Linked DNA regions of Homo sapiens: region 2 is linked to region 1. A link is an interaction called in ENCODE POLR2A ChIA-PET data of the cell type or tissue named here. Cell type or tissue: A673. All regions are shown on one strand.

Region 1 (8,000 bases):
AATAACATCTAGGCCAAGCACAGTGGCTCACAGCTGTAATCCCAGCACTTAGGCTGAGGTGGGCGGATCACCTGAGTTCGAGACCAGCCTGACCAACATGGAGAAACCCCATCTCTACTGAAAATAGAAAATTAGCCGGGCCTGGTGGCACATGCCTGTAATCTCAGCTACTCAGGAGGCTGAGGCAGGAGAATCACTTGAACCCGGGAGGCGGAGGCTGTGGTGAGCCAAGATCGTGCCATTGCACTCCAGCCTGGGCAACAAGAGCAAAACTCCATCTCAAAATAAAATAAAATCTAACACTTCAACTGCACTTACTATATGCGAGGAACAGTTCTAAGTATTAAGCTGTATTCATTTATCCTCAACAAAATCATCTGTTTACAAAACAAGAGGCGTGGGGTTTAAGAGGACCAGGCGTCGTGGCTTTCCGGAAGCAAGCCCAGAGGCACACTAGGAGTCACGGGCCTAGGCAGCGTCTCCTCTCCACCCGGCCACGGCCACCGCTGCCCTGTCCCTGGAGCAAAGTGACCCCCCCCCTCCAGGGCTCAGCCTCAGGATGGAGGCTCCTAGTCTCCCGCAGGGAGAGCAGTCTCCAGGGCTCCTCTTCTTTTTCCCACCACCAACTCCCAAGGATCCAGGCCCCCTCCTCTAGGCTCCTGAAAACAGCTCAAAGCCATGCCCGGGGTGGTCAGGGCTGGGGGAGACCCAGAGGCCCCTCCCCTGAAGCTCTTCAGAAAGCACAGCCCGGCCTGTTCCCTCTCCCTGAAACACCAGCTAATGCACCTCTGTTCAGCTGTGCACTCCATGCTCCCTGACCCAGCAACAGCGCAGCTCTGCACAGGGGATGCATGTGGGAGGACGGGAAGGAACTCCGGGATGCTGGTGAGGCAAGCGGTCAGGGTCTCAGTCCAGGGTGACTCCGCAGGGGTCCGCCTCCCCTCTAAGTCCCCCTCCAGCCCAAGGTTCTTTGTGCAGCACAGGGCATGGCTGCAGCTCCTCCAGAGTTCAAACACTCTCCAATTCTGCATGGTCCTGGCCCCCGCACCTCATGGAGTCTGCACACCTGTGTCCGTCACTACTCTGTGGCCGGCGTGCAAACACACAGGCCAAGAAGAAGGAATGCAGCAGCCGCAGGAGAGGCCACTTGGCCCGGACTCCCCGTCAAGCCCTCACTGGCGGGGTCCCTCAGCCGCTCCCAGTCTTGCTTTCTGCCTCTCAGTCAAGTGCTGGTGCTGAGGAGCCCAACCAGTCCCCAGCAGTCCAGCCCCTGCCCCCCACTCACTGTGTACAGGCGTCGCCGCAGTCTGGCCAGGAGAGGGAAGGAGAGCTCCAGGCCAGGGAACCGACGTGCTGCCGGCATCTCCACGCAGCGGGACCCCCCCGAGCAGTCACTGGGGATCCAGTGGCCTCGGCTCCGGAGCTTCGCACTCTGCCCAGGAGCCCCCCAAATCCCACACCAGGGGTGGGAAATGAGGAAGAACGGGGTGGGCCCCTCCGCTCTGCTGCAAGCCCCGCTGGGTTTCCACAGCTGGCCGGTCTGGCAGGGAGCAGAGCTTTCCTCACGCTGGCTGCAGCCGGGATCCTCTGTCCTGTTTCTGTCTTCTCTCCAGGGCAGTGGTCACAGTCCAGCCCTACTCCCCGGCTTCCCCACCCAACTGCCCGCCCGGCCGCCCTCCCTCTTGCCTGCCTCTCTCTCTCCCTCTCTCCCTCCCTCCCCAGCTGAGCAGCTCTGACACTGGCTGAAAAAGGACCTTTCTGAATCACTGCCAAGAGGGCGGCAGGAATGGGGGGGACTCTTCCTCCCAGCCACCCGCGCTGGCCCCCCTGCCTCCCCATACACAAAGCTCCTGTCTCTGGCTTCTACCCCAGCCCTCACAGTTGCAGACAACTCCTGGGACTTTAGGGTGGCGGCTATGTGACTCAAACAGCACGTATGAAGCAGGGCTGTGGACTCCCTCATGGACCTGTGTGGGGACGTGGGGACTAACACACAGCCTGAGTGGGAGGCTTGGACCCCAGAGGCTCCGCTGGGCCCTGCGATGACTCCTCAGAGACCCTCCCCCACCCCCGAGTCCCAGCCTTGGCTGGGTGTCTCCTGGCTCAGACCCTGATGTGGCCCTGTTACCCTGGTGCCCGACGGAAATAGGCGGCCGGCAGCCTGCCAGAGTGGGGCAGTCCAGCCAAGAGCAAGGGTAGGGTGGGGTGAGGATCCTCACCCCCTCCCCTGGGGTGGCCCTGTCTGCTGCCCAAACACCCAGGGTGCCTCCTACTCAGACCAGGTGGCCAAGTTCCCAAACCCGCTCAAAACAAACAAATATGCCCTGAGACTCCTGCTGGGACGCCCCCACCCCAAAGCTGTAGGATGTCTCCTGTATAACCCCTGACACAGACCACGGCCTCAGATTAAGGGGCCTAGAGACACTCCATCAAGCCCCCGTGGGGCCCTCATGTTTCTAGAACTGACAAATGATCTCTCTGGCCCTCCTCAAAGGGTGCCAGCTGCTCTTACACCCCCCTCGCTACGGCCCCCAGACACACCTGACAGCTGCAGGAAGCCCTCTCCAGCTCCCCAGGCACCCCCCTCCCTGCTGAGCCATGCCTAGGGAGCCCCTGTTTCTTGCACACTGCTCTCTTGTCCCTGTCCAGCTGGCCACCAGCTCAGGGAGCCTCAGCTGGCTGGAGGGGTGGGCAGCTGGGGAGCAGGGCTTTGGGGACTCAGCATCCCAGGCTCCCTTCCCAGGGCCTCTCCCAGCACTTGACCTCCCTGATGATGCCAAAAGGGACAGCCATTTCCTGGTCTAACTCCAGGAGGTGGGGAGAAGGACACCCCCAACTTCAGTCCCTCTTCCTCATCCCCCTGCCATCCAGCCCACAAAGCTTGTGGAGATGGCAGGTGTGGATGGAGTGGGGGCTGAGGTCAGGTGGACAAGATCAGGCCTGCGTTACACTGGAGCTGACTTTTCCCCAAACCTTGGCTGACTGTGCCCTTGCATCAGAGAAGCCTACAGCCTTACCCTGGCACCAAGCACACCTGGAAGGAGACCCAGGGACCGGGGGCCGGGGAACAATTTAAGCAGGGTTATTCCCTCTATTTCAAAATGGGTCTGCTGGATCAGAATGGCCAGATTAAAAACTCTAGCGTCCCCAGAAATATGTGTCTCAAAGTCACCAGAACCCCATGCCTGACCTTGGATGTCCAGTAAGAACAAGACCTGTAACTGGCCCAGTAATCCAGCTGCGGGAAGAAGCAAAGTATGTGTGGGTCAGCGCCAGGCCGGCTCCTGGAACCCCCACCCCCTTTTTTTTTTTGAGAGTCTTGCTCTATCGCCCAGGCTTGAGTGCAGTGGCGCGATCCCGGGTTCAAGTGATTCTCCTGCCTCAGCCTCCCGAGTAGCTGGGATTACAGGCCCCCGCCACCGTGCCCAGCTATTTTTTTTTTTTCCGCCATGTTGGCCAGGCTGGTCCCGAATTCCTGACCTCAGCGTCCTCGTCTCAGGTGATCTGCCCGCCTCGGCCTCCCAAAGTGCTGAGATGACAGGCGTGAGCCACCGCGCCCGGCCCGGCCCGGCCCCCTTTCTCCTCGCCCAGGAAAACAGCCCGACCTTAAGCCCCAACGCTCCTACCGAGTCCCCCTTTCTCCTGTCAGCTACTGCCCTCTGCCGGTCGGGAGAGGAAGTGCGTTCTCTCCAAGGGGAAGGGAAGCTACCCCATCCATCAACACCGTGACCATATTTTCAAAAGCAAACAAGGACATCTGGCTTGATATTCATATTCAGAAGCCTAGTAAACGGGAATGCCCAGGACATACAGACTCAGTTCTCCTAAAAGACTGAACCCCAATCCTAGCAGTACTTCCTGGACTCCCTTGGGGCATGGAAGAAAGCCCAACGGGCAGCTTTTTGGGGTCCCAGGGGATCCATGCACACACAGGCAGATGCCAGCATCACTAAGTCACCACCGCCACACCCACATAAACACACCGCTCTCTGTCCCCTGGCCCAGGAGCAGACACTCTCACTCCTGAGGCCGCCGCAGGGGGCAGGGCTGAGCCCGGCTCACAGCAGACGAAGGGGTCTGGGGCCCAGGTATCTGGCTATCCCCTAGCCTTCCCCATTACCTGCGGTCCCTCCTCGCCCCCAGCCAGGCGCTGGTAAGCAGATCTCTCCCCCATGGAGCCCCAAATCCCAGCGGCTGCGGTCAGGGAGAGAAGCAGCGCCCGCAGCCCCCGCCCCGCAGCGGCACCGGCAGCGTCACTGCCCTGCGTCCTGGGGGGCCGGGCCTCGAGCATCCTCCAGAAGTGCAGGGCCGCTACTGCGTCTCAGCCCCCATAGCCTCATCCGCCATCGGCCGGCGGCCGGGTGGTCGCGCCCCTCCTCCTGCCGGCCTGCGGCCATTCCCTCCTGCAGCCCGTCCCAGCTCCGTTCCTCCTCTCCGGGGCGCGGCTCCCACCCTCTCCCAGTGAGCCAGCTGTGCCAGCCCCGGGCTGACCCCCACCGAGAGCCGGGGCTCTGCCTTCGCCGGCCGCGGAACCGGGCTCCACTCAGCCCTCAGCCCGCCTCCAGGGCCCCAGAGCCACCAACTGGGGCCTTGGGGATTCACGAGTCCCCCGTATTCACGGTAAGGGGCCATCCGAGAAGCCCACAGCAGAGGGGCCTCCGTCCGACTCCATCTGAGACCCCCTCCTCCGAGGCATCCCGGGGCTGCAGCCCACCCCGCCCCCAGCCTGCCCCGGCGGCCACTCTGCTCCCAGAACGCCGGGCGCCCACCTGCCCCGCAGCTCGGCCCTGCGCTCAGCCGGCTCCGCGCCGCCTCCCAGCGCCCGCCTCCCGCGCAGGCCACGCCCCCGCCCCGAGGCCCCCGCGGCCGGTTCCCCGCGCGCCACTCCCGCAACGCCGCACGCGCTGTGCGCTGGGCACGCACTGACCTCCTTGACTTCAGAGCGGTGACACGAGGGCCCGGACTCCTGCTCAAAAGCCGCCCAACACAGGCCCACGCGGGGGTGCCGCGCCCAGCACTGGCGCGAGGCCATCGCCGGCACAGGAAGTCCCAGGGCAGAGGCTCTTCCTCTCCCCCGGGGCCCCAAGGCACCGCTTCTCATTCTGGTGGCATCTGAAGCAGCCACTGACTCTTTAGTACCAGGTATTTAGGGCTGAGCTCAGGGCACCTTCCCTGGGTTGGGGCAGAGGAGAGACAGATGCTGTGACCTCTCCTCCCCACGCAGCGTCAAGGCTGAGCCAGACCCTGGAAGGTCACTAGGTGAGGCTCCCTCTACGGCCCACTCTCCTCACACAGCCCCTTCCACACCCCAAGCACACCAGGGTAGGTGGATGACTGCCGGCGAGGCCCCCGAACGCCTGCTTCTATGCTGTACAGAAGCTCCTCGGCATCTTACTGCAGCTAAAGGCACATACTAGTCTTGGGAGTAGCTGCAAAGCCGGGAGACTGTAGAAGGCAAGGCAGAAAATACCAGGCCCCTCCCTTCTTGCCCTGGCTGGATAAAGGATCTGATCCAAACCAGTGCCCTTTCCTGCTTTCTCCCTGCCTCACCTCCCCCTGTAAATCTCTGGCGTCCTAGTACCATCCTATCGTAAGACATCCACAGGATCTAAACTACCTCTAGGAGTTCGAGAATCCACCCCACGTGTACACCCCCTCTGCTCTTCACTTGTCTCTTTATATCTCCACTCTGCAGAGCTAAAGGAAACAAGAGGCTGGAAACCAGCCCAGCTCTGCTGTCCATTCCCCTCTCCAGCCTCTCCAACTGCATGCGAAGTGACAAATCCACACCAAGGCGCAGACATGACAGGCAATTTCCGGCCAAGAGGATTTTTCCAAAACAATCTACCGTATTCTCAGGAATATATGCCAACCCTACCTCCCAGCCCGCCCTCTCCCACCTCCACCTACCTCTTCTCCAAGCCCTGAAGGAAAAAAGAACATACTGATGAGGAGAGGGGGGCTTACAGCTCCTCCCCCAGCCAGAGGATTATCTTGCTTCCACATGTCAGCCCCACCAAGTTTAGTCAGCCTTAACTCACCCCTCTGTGCGCAGAGCCCAGGCTTCTGGAGCAAGGCCAGGCTGGGTGCCCTCAGAACCTCATCCCAGAGGAACCTGCACCAGGCAACCCTGCACCTTCAGGTCGGCTGGGCCTGACATCACACTGGTCTGGGGAGGAGGCTGGCCAGGGCCCAAGAAAGAAAAGGGAGTGATTCAGACACACGCCATGACTGTCCATAGTCTCTCCATCTCCAGGACACGGGGGCCCACTCCCTCCCAGGGGGGCCTGGCAGCTGAGGTCCTGAGGGCAGGCAAGGCTGTGTCTGCTGGCAGTGCTAGGCCCATGGTCCAGCCCTGAAGCCTCTTCACCCCACATGTTTTTTGTTTGTTTGTTTGAGATAGGATCTCACTGTGCCCTAGACTGGAGTGCAGTGGTGCGATCTTGGCTCACTGCAACCTCTGCCTCGCAGGCTCAAGCAATCCTCCTGCCTCCATCTCCTGAGTAGCTGGGATTACAGGCGTGCACTATCACACCCAGCTAATTTTTGTATTTTTTGTAGAGATGAGGTTTCGTCATGTTGCCCAGGTTGGTCTCAAACTCCTGGGCTCAAGCATTCTACCAGCCTTGCTCTCTCAAAGTGCTGGGATTACAGGCATGAGCCACTGCGCCTGCCCACCCCCTCACCCCCCCACCCCCCCCCCACCCCCCGCCCCCAGCTTCTTAACTGTTGGTATTTCCTAAGACTTTTGAACTCATGTTTCCTTCTATTCTCCACTGATGCTGTGCTCCCTGGGGTCACCTATGCCTCCAGGGACTCCTATTACCACCTTGTGCTATCTCCATTCCTGAATTCCTGTGGCTCCAGACCCGCATTTCCAGACATTTACAGGGCAGCTCCACCAGGAGGCTGCACAGGTACCACACATTGCATATCCAAACTGGGCTCAGCATCACCCCTTAAACTCTGCTTCTGCGCTCCTGTATCCCGCTGAAAACATCACAAGCCAACACTAGCCACCCGAGGTAGAAACCACACCCCACCACGGACCCCCAACCAAGACTCCTCCTCCGTCCTCCACCTTCTCCACCAGACACACCGGTCGGGCTGCTTCAACCGCCTCAGACTTCCTCCCAACGGTGACAATGAGATCAGGAGTCAGGCAGATGGGGGCTGAAATCCTGACTCCATCACGCTCCAGCTGGGCAACTTTTGAGCAAACAACCTCTAAGCCTCAATTTCCTCATCTGTAAAGAGGGGAAAAATGGAATCCCCATCATAAAACTGTCATGAAGAGTCCACCACGGCACCTGGCTGCCTGCTGTTACTATGGGCCCTTCCCTCAGTCCTCGAGGGCCCAATCCTGGCTGGCACGCACGCCCTCTGGGCTGCACTCCTCACCTAGTTCCCCACCTCTCTCTCTTAGCATTCCCTTCAAATGTCTCTATGTCCCAGCCAAGCCAAGTGTTTGCCCTTCCCTAGACATACTCTGGGGTTCTTCTTGTTTTTTGTTTTTAAGAGACTGGGTCTTGCTCTGTTGCCCAGGCTGGAGTGCAGTGGTGTGACCATGGCTCATTTTAATTTTGAACTCCTGGGCTCAAGTGACCCTCCCACCTCAGCCTCCTGAGTAGCTGGGATGACAAGCACCAGCCACCATGTCCGGATGCCCTTTAATTTTAATGTCTGCGGCTGGGCCCGGTGGCTCACGTCTGTAATCCCAGCACTTTGGGAGGCCAAGGCAGGCGGATCACCTGAGGTCAGGAGTTCGAGACCAGCCTGGCCAATATGGTGAAACCCCATCTCTACTAAAAAATATAAAAATTAGCCGGGCGTGGTGGCGGGCACCTGCAGTCCCAGCTACTCGGGAGGCTGAGGCAGGAGAATGGCGTGAACCCGGGAGGCGGAGGTTGCAGTGAGCCAAGATCGTACCACTGCACTCCAGCCTGGGCGACAGAGAGACTCCGTCTCAATAAATAAATAATAAAAAAATAATTTTAATG
Region 2 (8,000 bases), 290 kb after region 1:
ATAAATAAATAAATAAATAAATAAATAAATAAACTGTCTCCAAATCCTTCCATTCTAGTCCAGGCCTCTTTTGAGTTAGCTCTATTTTTTCCTAATACTCATTAAATAAATGCTTAACTATTAAAATAGAAAGTCCTCTGGGCGGGGAATGGGGTGGGGGGCGGCTGCCAGGCCATGGCCAGAGGCTATTATGCACTGGAAACCCCGCATAGCAGAGGGGCAGCCCTGCACCTGCCCCTGTCCAAGGTAGGTGGGTGGTGACTGCAGGCCATGGGAAACGTCCATCCTAGGGGAGTCACCAGCCACCTGGGAAGCCAGGATCAAGGCCCTCCACCCCCAGAGTACAGGAGACAAAGGGAGGAACACCAGGGACAAGGAACCCTAGGACCCGAAGCAAAGTGGCGTTCGCTCACCCGGGAGTGCCACGTTCGTGCCACCGTCACAGCCCTCACCTCCCGCCCGCCAGCACCTGAGACCGGAGTGCTGGGGGGCTGGCTGCAGGCGAAGGAGGTGAGGGCGGATTCGTTTCTCACTGCAACTGCAGCCTCTAGAGCTGGGTGGGCAGGGTCTGGCTCCATGAGCTCAGAGCTGACCCTCTACAAAGATTCCAGGACTTGGGGGCTGGAGACATCTCTCTTCGAAAACAGATTAATCCAGAGGAGCTGTGGGCCCTGTGTTTAGTAAATTGTACTCTGTGTCTTCAGCATAGAAAGTCCTTCCCACTCCCTGCTCAGTATCTCCCAGCCCTCCTAGGAGGCAGGCAAGGCAACTCCAGGACAGTCACCCTAGTTCACAGATGAGGAAACTGGGGTTTCAAGACTGAGACATGAGCGCTCAGCACAGTCCGGGGTGGGGGGCAGCAAGGGGGTATTACTGAGCACCTCTCATGCACTGCCACAGCCCCAGACCTTACCCCACTTCATGCCTGGGACAGCCCGTAAGCTGCGGACTACTGGCCAGGTAAACAAGGGGAAGAATCCTACCCAAGATGTAGCTGATTTGAATTTGTTAAGAATTAAGGCCAGGTGTGGTGGCTCACGCCTGTAATCCCAGCACTTTGGGAGGCAGAGGCAGACGGGTCACCTGAGGTCAGGAGTTCGAGACCAGCCTGGCCAACATGGTGAAACCCCATCTCTACTAAAAATACAAGAAATTAGCCGGACGTGGTGGCAGACGCCTGTAATTCCAGCTACTCGGGAGGCTGAGGCAGGAGAATCGCTTGAACCTGGGAGGTGGAGGTTGCAGTGAGCCGAGATCATGCCACTGCACTCCAGCCTGGGCAACAAAGGGAAACTCTATCTCAAAAATATAAAAAAATTTTAAAAATGTAAAAATTATGGCAGCCCCAATTTCCAACTAAGTTATATTCCAAGGTATAGTCAAAACACATTTTCCCACTGCAACAATGTTATTTTATTTAGATATTGGGGCTTGTCCATCAAGGGCCAGTTAACCCACAACACTCCAGAATTTCTGAACAAGTGTAATGAACAGCTGACAAATATTATTACAACATCAATGGTCAAAATAGAAAAGCAATAGCATTTGATAAGAAATTACTTTTTTTTTTTTTGAGACAGAGTCTTGCTCTGTCACCCAGGCTGGAGCACAGTGGCACGATCTCGGCTCACTGCAACCTCCACCTCCCAGGTTCAAGCGATTCTCCTGCCTCAGCCTCCCAAGCAGCTGGGACTACAAGCACCTGTCACGACGCCCGGCTAATTTTTGTACTTTTAGCAGAGACAGGGTTTCACCATGTTGGCCAAGCTGGTCTCAAGCTCCTGGCCTTAAATGGTCCACCTGCCTTGGCCTCCCAAAGTGCTGGGATTACAGGTGTGAGCCACTGCATCCGGCTGACTTTTTATTTAATATCTTGAATACCTGCCTGAAAATCTGAGGCCGGATGGAAGAATGGACAGAATTGCCCCCACTCTCCTGTTCTGGAATTTAAAGAAGAAAAAAGAGGGGAGGAGGCATCACCTAGTTGGGACCAGGCTTGGGGAAAAAAGGACAGAATTTGCAGACCAAACAGGGAAGCTGTGAAAGAAAAAAGCAAGTCCCTGGCAAGCAGCTCAGCAGCTGGAAATCCCCCTCGGTCCTTGGGAGAGACAATGAGCTCCAGCTGCTCTCAACTGCGATGCAGAGAGAGCTGGTTCCCACCCTGCAGCCGTCCCCGTGTCCTTCTCCTCGCTGAGCCTCACCTCCTCCGCCTGCCACAGAGGCGAGCATCCCGCTTCCTGCCCAGGGATGCAGCGGAGAATGAATATCACCTAGGTAACAACTCACAAGCACAGTGTCTGGCTTCGGGGCGTAGGGGCGGGGACACATGTAATCAATACAAGCCGCCTGCCTGGGTGGCTTCCCCCTTCCCTGATGAAGACCTCCAGGCCGCAGAGAATGCTCTGTTCCTGGTCACAAGGCTGCAGCTGAAGGGCGGGGGAGGCCTCTCAGATTCAAAACAGAGCAGAGATGAGAGGCCTAATTCTAATTTGAGATCAGAGCCTGACAGCTGGGCAGGTGGCAGGCGGCCGCTTCCTCCCCTCCGTGGAGCCTGCCAGGAGAGGGGCTGTGGTCGTATTAAGGGTGTGAGTGGCAAGGCCCGCAGCGGGATGGGCAGTCCCCGCCATGCCAGTGCAGCTCTGTGTAAATCCTTAGTCCCGAGTATCCTCGTGTAACTCAGAGCTGGAAAGAGCCGTAGATCTTCTGGTTCCATGCTTTCATTTTACACATAAGGAAACAGGCCCACAGAGGAAAAGGGCTTTTTGTAGTCACGTGGCGAGGCAGGGGAAGCTGGGCCCAGAATGCAGGGGACCTGCCACCCAGACCCACAGCCAGGACCCCCCAACGGGAAAACGCTCGCTCGGCCACCAAGAGCATTTGATGAATTTGCCTCTAGTCTTTTAAAAATACATATATGCAATTTTATTTTAAAATGTTTTATTTTTATTTTATTTTATTTTTTTTGAAACAGGGTCTCACTCTGTCAGCCAGGCTGGAGTGCAGTGGCATGATCATGGCTCACTGCAACCTCCACCTCCTGGGCTCAAGCGATTCTCCTGCCTCAGCCTCCCAAGTAGCTGGGACTACTACAGGCAGGCATGTGCCACCATACTTAGCTAATATGATTTTTTGTAGAAATGGGGTCTTGCTCACAACAAAGCCCAGGCTGCTTTAAAATTCCCTTGCTCAAATGATCCTCCCACCTCAGCCTCCCAAAGAGTTGGGATTGCAGGTGTGAGCCACTGCACCCAGCCTACATGCAATTCTATTTTATTTTTTTTATTTTTTCATTTTATTTTTGAGACGGGGTTTCGTTCTGTTGTCCAGGCTGGAGTGTAGTGGCGAAATTAAAGCTCACTGCAGCCTCTACTTCCTGGGCTCAAGTGATCCTCCCCCCTCAGCCTCCTGAATAGCTGGGACTATAGGTGTGCATCCCCATGCCTGGCTAACTTTTTTCTATTTTTTTGTAGAGATAGGGCGAGCCACTGTGTTGCCCAGGCAGGTCTCAAACTCCTGGGCTCAAGCAATCCTTTCATCTCGGCTTCCCAAAGTGCTGGGATCACAGGTGTGAGCCATTGTGCCTGGCTGTAATTTTAAATTAATACCTAATTATACTATGCATGAATACATTCTCTTTAAAAAGTTATTTCCTTGCCTCTTGGATATGGTGTGGCTACTTAGTGTTTGTTAAATGTGTGAACAGGTGAATTCTTATTTCTATCATCCCATTCAGGCCCCAATCTTATTACCAGCTCCTCCCTGGATGCCAGCACCTCTCAACGCCCCCTCCCCTAGGACCCTCCTACCAGGACCACTGGATCAGGGCACCCAGGGGCAAGGAGGCCAGTGAGGCTGCTTGAGGGCCCCTCTAATTCCTGCCCCGCTCTTGGTTGGGGCTAGCTTTGGGGCACACTTTGGACTTTTTTTTTTTTTTTTCCAGATGGAGTCTCACTCTGTTGCCCAGGCTGGAGTATAGTAGTGTAATTTTGGCTCAACCTCTGCCTCCTGGGTCCAAGCGATTCTCCTGCCTCAGCCTCCCAAGTAGCTGGGACTACAGGCACGTGCCACCACGCCCGGCTAATTTTTGTATCTTTAGTAGAGACGGGGTTTCACCATGTTGGCCAGGCTGGTCTCGAACTCCTGACCTCAGGGGATCCGCCCGCCTTGGCCTCCCAAAGTGCTGGGATTACAGGCGTGAGCCACCACGCCCAGCCCTTTGGAATTTTTTATCCCAGCCCCAAGCTTGGGACGGGTCTGGGGCACCCAGATACCCTCCCTGTGAAGCCAGGGCCCCCCGCCCTGCTCAACTGCCTGCACACAAGCAGGTGTTCCTCCTTCTCTGTGGCTCCTCTCACCTTTGCTTCCTCTCTCCCGGTATTGGGACGTGGAAAGACATTAAACACCTGGGAGCCCCCAGGGAATAATTCAAATTCAATCATAGAAAATGAAGGCACAAGGCCTGGGCTGCTGGGAGGGCCCGAGGGCCTGGAGATGGAGGCTTGGCAGGCCCAGCACTGCTGAAGCCAAGGGAATGAGTGACTTCTCCAAAAGCAGGTTGAGTCATGCTGAACCTCACTGGTTCCCCAGTAGCAGGAGCATGAGGACCAAGGACGGACCTAGAAGATTCATGGTAGGGGCTGAGGGGAAGAGCAGCCAAGAGTCAGGAGGGTCAGAAGTGTGTCTGATCCCTTGGCAGGGTGCGGTGGCTCACGCCTGTAATCCCAGCACTTTGGAAGTCCGAGGCGGGCGGATCACCTGAGGTCAGGAGTTCAAGAGCAGCCTGGCCAACATGGTGAAAACCCGTCTCTACTTAAAATACAAAAATTAGCCGGGTGTGGTGGCGGGCGCCTGTAATCCCAGCAACTCAGAAGGCTGAGGCAGGAGAATCGCTTGAACCCGGGAGGCGGAGGCTGCAGTGAGCCGAGATCGCGCCACCGCACTCCAGCCAGGGTGACAGAGCGAGACTCTGTCTCAAAAACAGCAATAACAACAAAAGAAGTATGTCTGATTCCTCAGGCCAGAGTAAAAGAGGTTTCAAGAAAGAGGGTGTGGTCAACAGTGCCAGGTGCAGCTAATGTAAAGGAAAAGTGGCCTCCTTTTTCCCTTGACGTGGATGCGTACAAACCCTCCCCTGGGACCAAGCTCAGGGCCGGGCCACGACCAGGGGCCCTCAGGCTAGATCTGGTGCCGGAGGAGACCTGCTGCCGAGGCTGGACGGGTGAGCCTGGAAGGGCGTGGACCCTCCACCCAACCTCAGGGACAAGTGCCTGACACCCCCCTGAGCAGAAACAGGGTGGGACGGAAACCAAACAAATTGCTCCTGAAATCCATGTTTTAGGAATGTTTGGTTTTCAGCTTCTCTTTCCTGCAGCAGGATGTTTAAAGAAAACAAATCTTTAAAGTCTTCTACTCCAAAGCAAAGAGCGCTGTGTGTGCCTACTTCTGGTCTCCGCTTCAGGAACAAACCCCCTTTACTCTCTGGCCTGGATTGGGCGCAAGGCAGCCGGAGCTTCCTGGCCAAGCTGGGCCAGCAGCCCAGGCCCCCACCAAAGGCTCAGAGTGAGCTGGGCACCACCAGGCCTTGAGGCCTTCCAGAGGCTTCTACTCCAGGGCACTCTGAGGCCGGGGGCTGTGGGTGGCTAACAGACTATGCCGCCAGCTGGGAGCAGAGGGGGCCCCATCTCTGCCCCAAATCCAAGTCTGGCCAGCTCCTTCCCCTAGGGATAGATACTTGGTGGGGAAGAGAGGGAGCTGAGAAGGTCACCCAAGAAAGGTGAGCCGGGCCGTCTGCCTGGGAGTCAGAATGAGGTGGCCCATCCTCGGACTTGACCATTTCCCAATGCCCTGTTTAATTTAATTTTTTATTTTATTATATAGGGACAGGGTCTCAATATATTGCCCAGGCTAGTCTCGAACTCCTGGACTCACATGACCCACTTGCCTCGGCCTCCCAAAGTGCTGGGACTACAGGCATGAGCCACCACCCCCACCCCCCAGATAATCTAAATTCAGAGCCTGCAAAAGGCTCAGGGCCCAAGGAGAGAAAATGGAGACAGAAGAGAAAGGGAATTTCTCCCTCCAGGTCCCCACGCCTGAGTCAGACCCTCTCACTGTTTCCTTTACAACCACCGCACACCCACCTGGACCTGGCCTAAGAAAAGGAATACAAGTCCATGAAGGTTCTCCCTTCTTTTTCTTCTTTTTCTTCTTCTTTTTCGTCTTTTCTTCTTCTTCTTTTTCCTCCTCCTCCTCTTCTTCTTCTTCTTTCTTCTTCTGTCGCCCAGGCTGGAGTGTAATGACGCGATCTTGGCTCACGGCAACCTCCACTTCCGTATCTCAAGGAATTCTCCTGCCTCAGCCTCTGGGACTACAGGTGTGCGCCACCACACCCGGCTAATTTTTGTATTTTTTGTAGAGACAGGGTTTCGCTATGTTGGCCGGGCTGGTCTTGAACTCCTGACCTCAGGTGATCCGCCCACCTCGGCCTCCCAAAGCGCTGGGATTACAGGCATGAGCCACCATGCCCGGCCCATCATGTACCCTTCTGATCCTACAAGCGCACTGTGAGGTCGGCCGGGCATGGAGTTTGGTTTCAACTTCACGTTGAGATCGGAGCAGCTCTGAGAGGTCGGGGCTTCATCCAGGGCCACACATCCAGCTGGCAGCAGAGCCACCTGTCCACCCAGCTCTCCGGATGCCCGGCCTGTGCTCCCTACACAGCCGCTTACTGCCCTGCCAGGAAAAGGCAGGCAGGAGGGATCTTTCCACTCCCATTAGGGGCTGAGGAACAGGCATCTAGGAGCTAAATCTGACTGGGGGAGTCTCCCAGCCCAGACAGCCCAGGGCCCTGCCCAGGGGTCAGTGCTTTCACTTGCTGACCTCATGCCTCCACCACTACTCGGGGACAGATGAGGTTCAGCATGACTCAGGTTCAGCCAAAGGATACTAATGGGCCATGGAATAAATCCTGCCTGGAGCCCTGTTCACCTCAGGACTTGTCCTCAGACCATGGACCTTCCTCCCTGGTCACTCAGTCAAGGAATCGCAGGAGATCAGTGCAAGAGTAGCTCTGAATGGGCCGGGCGCGGCGGCTCACGCCTGTAATCCCAGCACTTTGGGAGGCCGAGGCGGGTGGATCACGAGGTCAGGAGATCGAGACCATCCTGGCCAACACGGTGAAACCCCGTCTCTACTAAAAATACAAAAGATTGTCCGGGCGTGGTGGCGGGCGCCTGTAGTCCCAGCTACTCGGGAGGCCGAGGCAGGAGAATGGCGTGAACCCGGGAGGCAGAGGCTGCAGTGAGCCGAGATCGCACCACCGCACTCCAGCCTGGGCGACAGAGCGAGACTCCGTCTCAAAAAAATAAAAAAATAAAAATAAAAAACAGTAGTCCTGAAGCCCCCAGCCCAGCACACCTGGTCTTTGCAGGCCCGAGACACCCACAAGAGTAACAGCAGCGCCTCATTCAGGAGGCTGAGGACTAAGTGAGCAAACGCAGGCCGAGTGCTTCCCCAGGCCTGGACCTCCATTAGCATTCAACTGTGTTGTCATTGCTGTCATTGCTACACTGGAGTCAGATCACTAGGCCTTTAGGAGGAAGAACGTGCCCTTCCTGTTGACAGGCCGGGCCTCTGACCCAGGCGTCTCCTCTCCGTGGGGTGGCAGGAAGGGCCCAGGACTCAGGTGGCAGATCAGGGACCCCCTGGCCTGGCCTCTGCTCAGCTGTGTGATCTTGGGGAAGCCCCGCCTTGCGTCCCCCACCGCCTTGGTTTTCTTCTTGCTGAGAAGTGAGGGAGGTGGCTGGCTGTTCAGCAGGGCCCCTTCCACTTTGGGAATCCCCAGTTTCAGCAGCAGAACTTCCCCAAGCAGAAAGCTGCTGGGAAAGTGGGTGCCCAGGTGGGAGGCGGAAGCCCCAGGGAGAGGCAGACGAAGGTGCCCTGTGCGGGCCCCGCCTCCAGCCTGGTGGACAGTGCCCTGGGTTTCCATGCCCAGACCAGGG

Evidence for each region. ChIA-PET counts read pairs that join two places held together with the same protein. Peaks named below come from ENCODE experiments on the same cell type or tissue, not always from the same donor. Only the 100,000 strongest peaks of a DNase experiment are listed, where the experiment ranks them.
Region 2: POLR2A ChIA-PET joins it to region 1 with 15 read pairs; 2 of 35 experiments call an interaction of 5 or more read pairs at or near these places.

What each region holds. Positions count from the first base shown.
Region 1 is chr3:195,891,126-195,899,125 of GRCh38, forward strand. The region is part of intron 1 of TNK2 (tyrosine kinase non receptor 2); the gene reads right to left. Among named protein-coding and RNA genes, the nearest start is that of MIR6829, 13 kb to the left of the region's middle. RefSeq lists silencers at 4,430-4,489, 4,700-4,979 and enhancers at 5,120-5,339, 5,977-6,776, 7,606-8,000. In A673, CTCF peaks have their summits at 3,676 (motif pointing left) and 3,875; DNase peaks (open chromatin) are centred at 3,656 and 5,026; H3K4me3 peaks cover 2,202 bases; H3K27ac peaks cover 2,068 bases.
Region 2 is chr3:196,184,621-196,192,620 of GRCh38, forward strand. No RefSeq gene overlaps it. Among named protein-coding and RNA genes, the nearest start is that of ZDHHC19, 23 kb to the right of the region's middle. RefSeq lists enhancers at 1,905-2,524, 2,525-3,143, 6,240-6,858, 7,819-7,888, 7,844-8,000. In A673, a CTCF peak has its summit at 7,474; no DNase peak of the experiment used is centred here.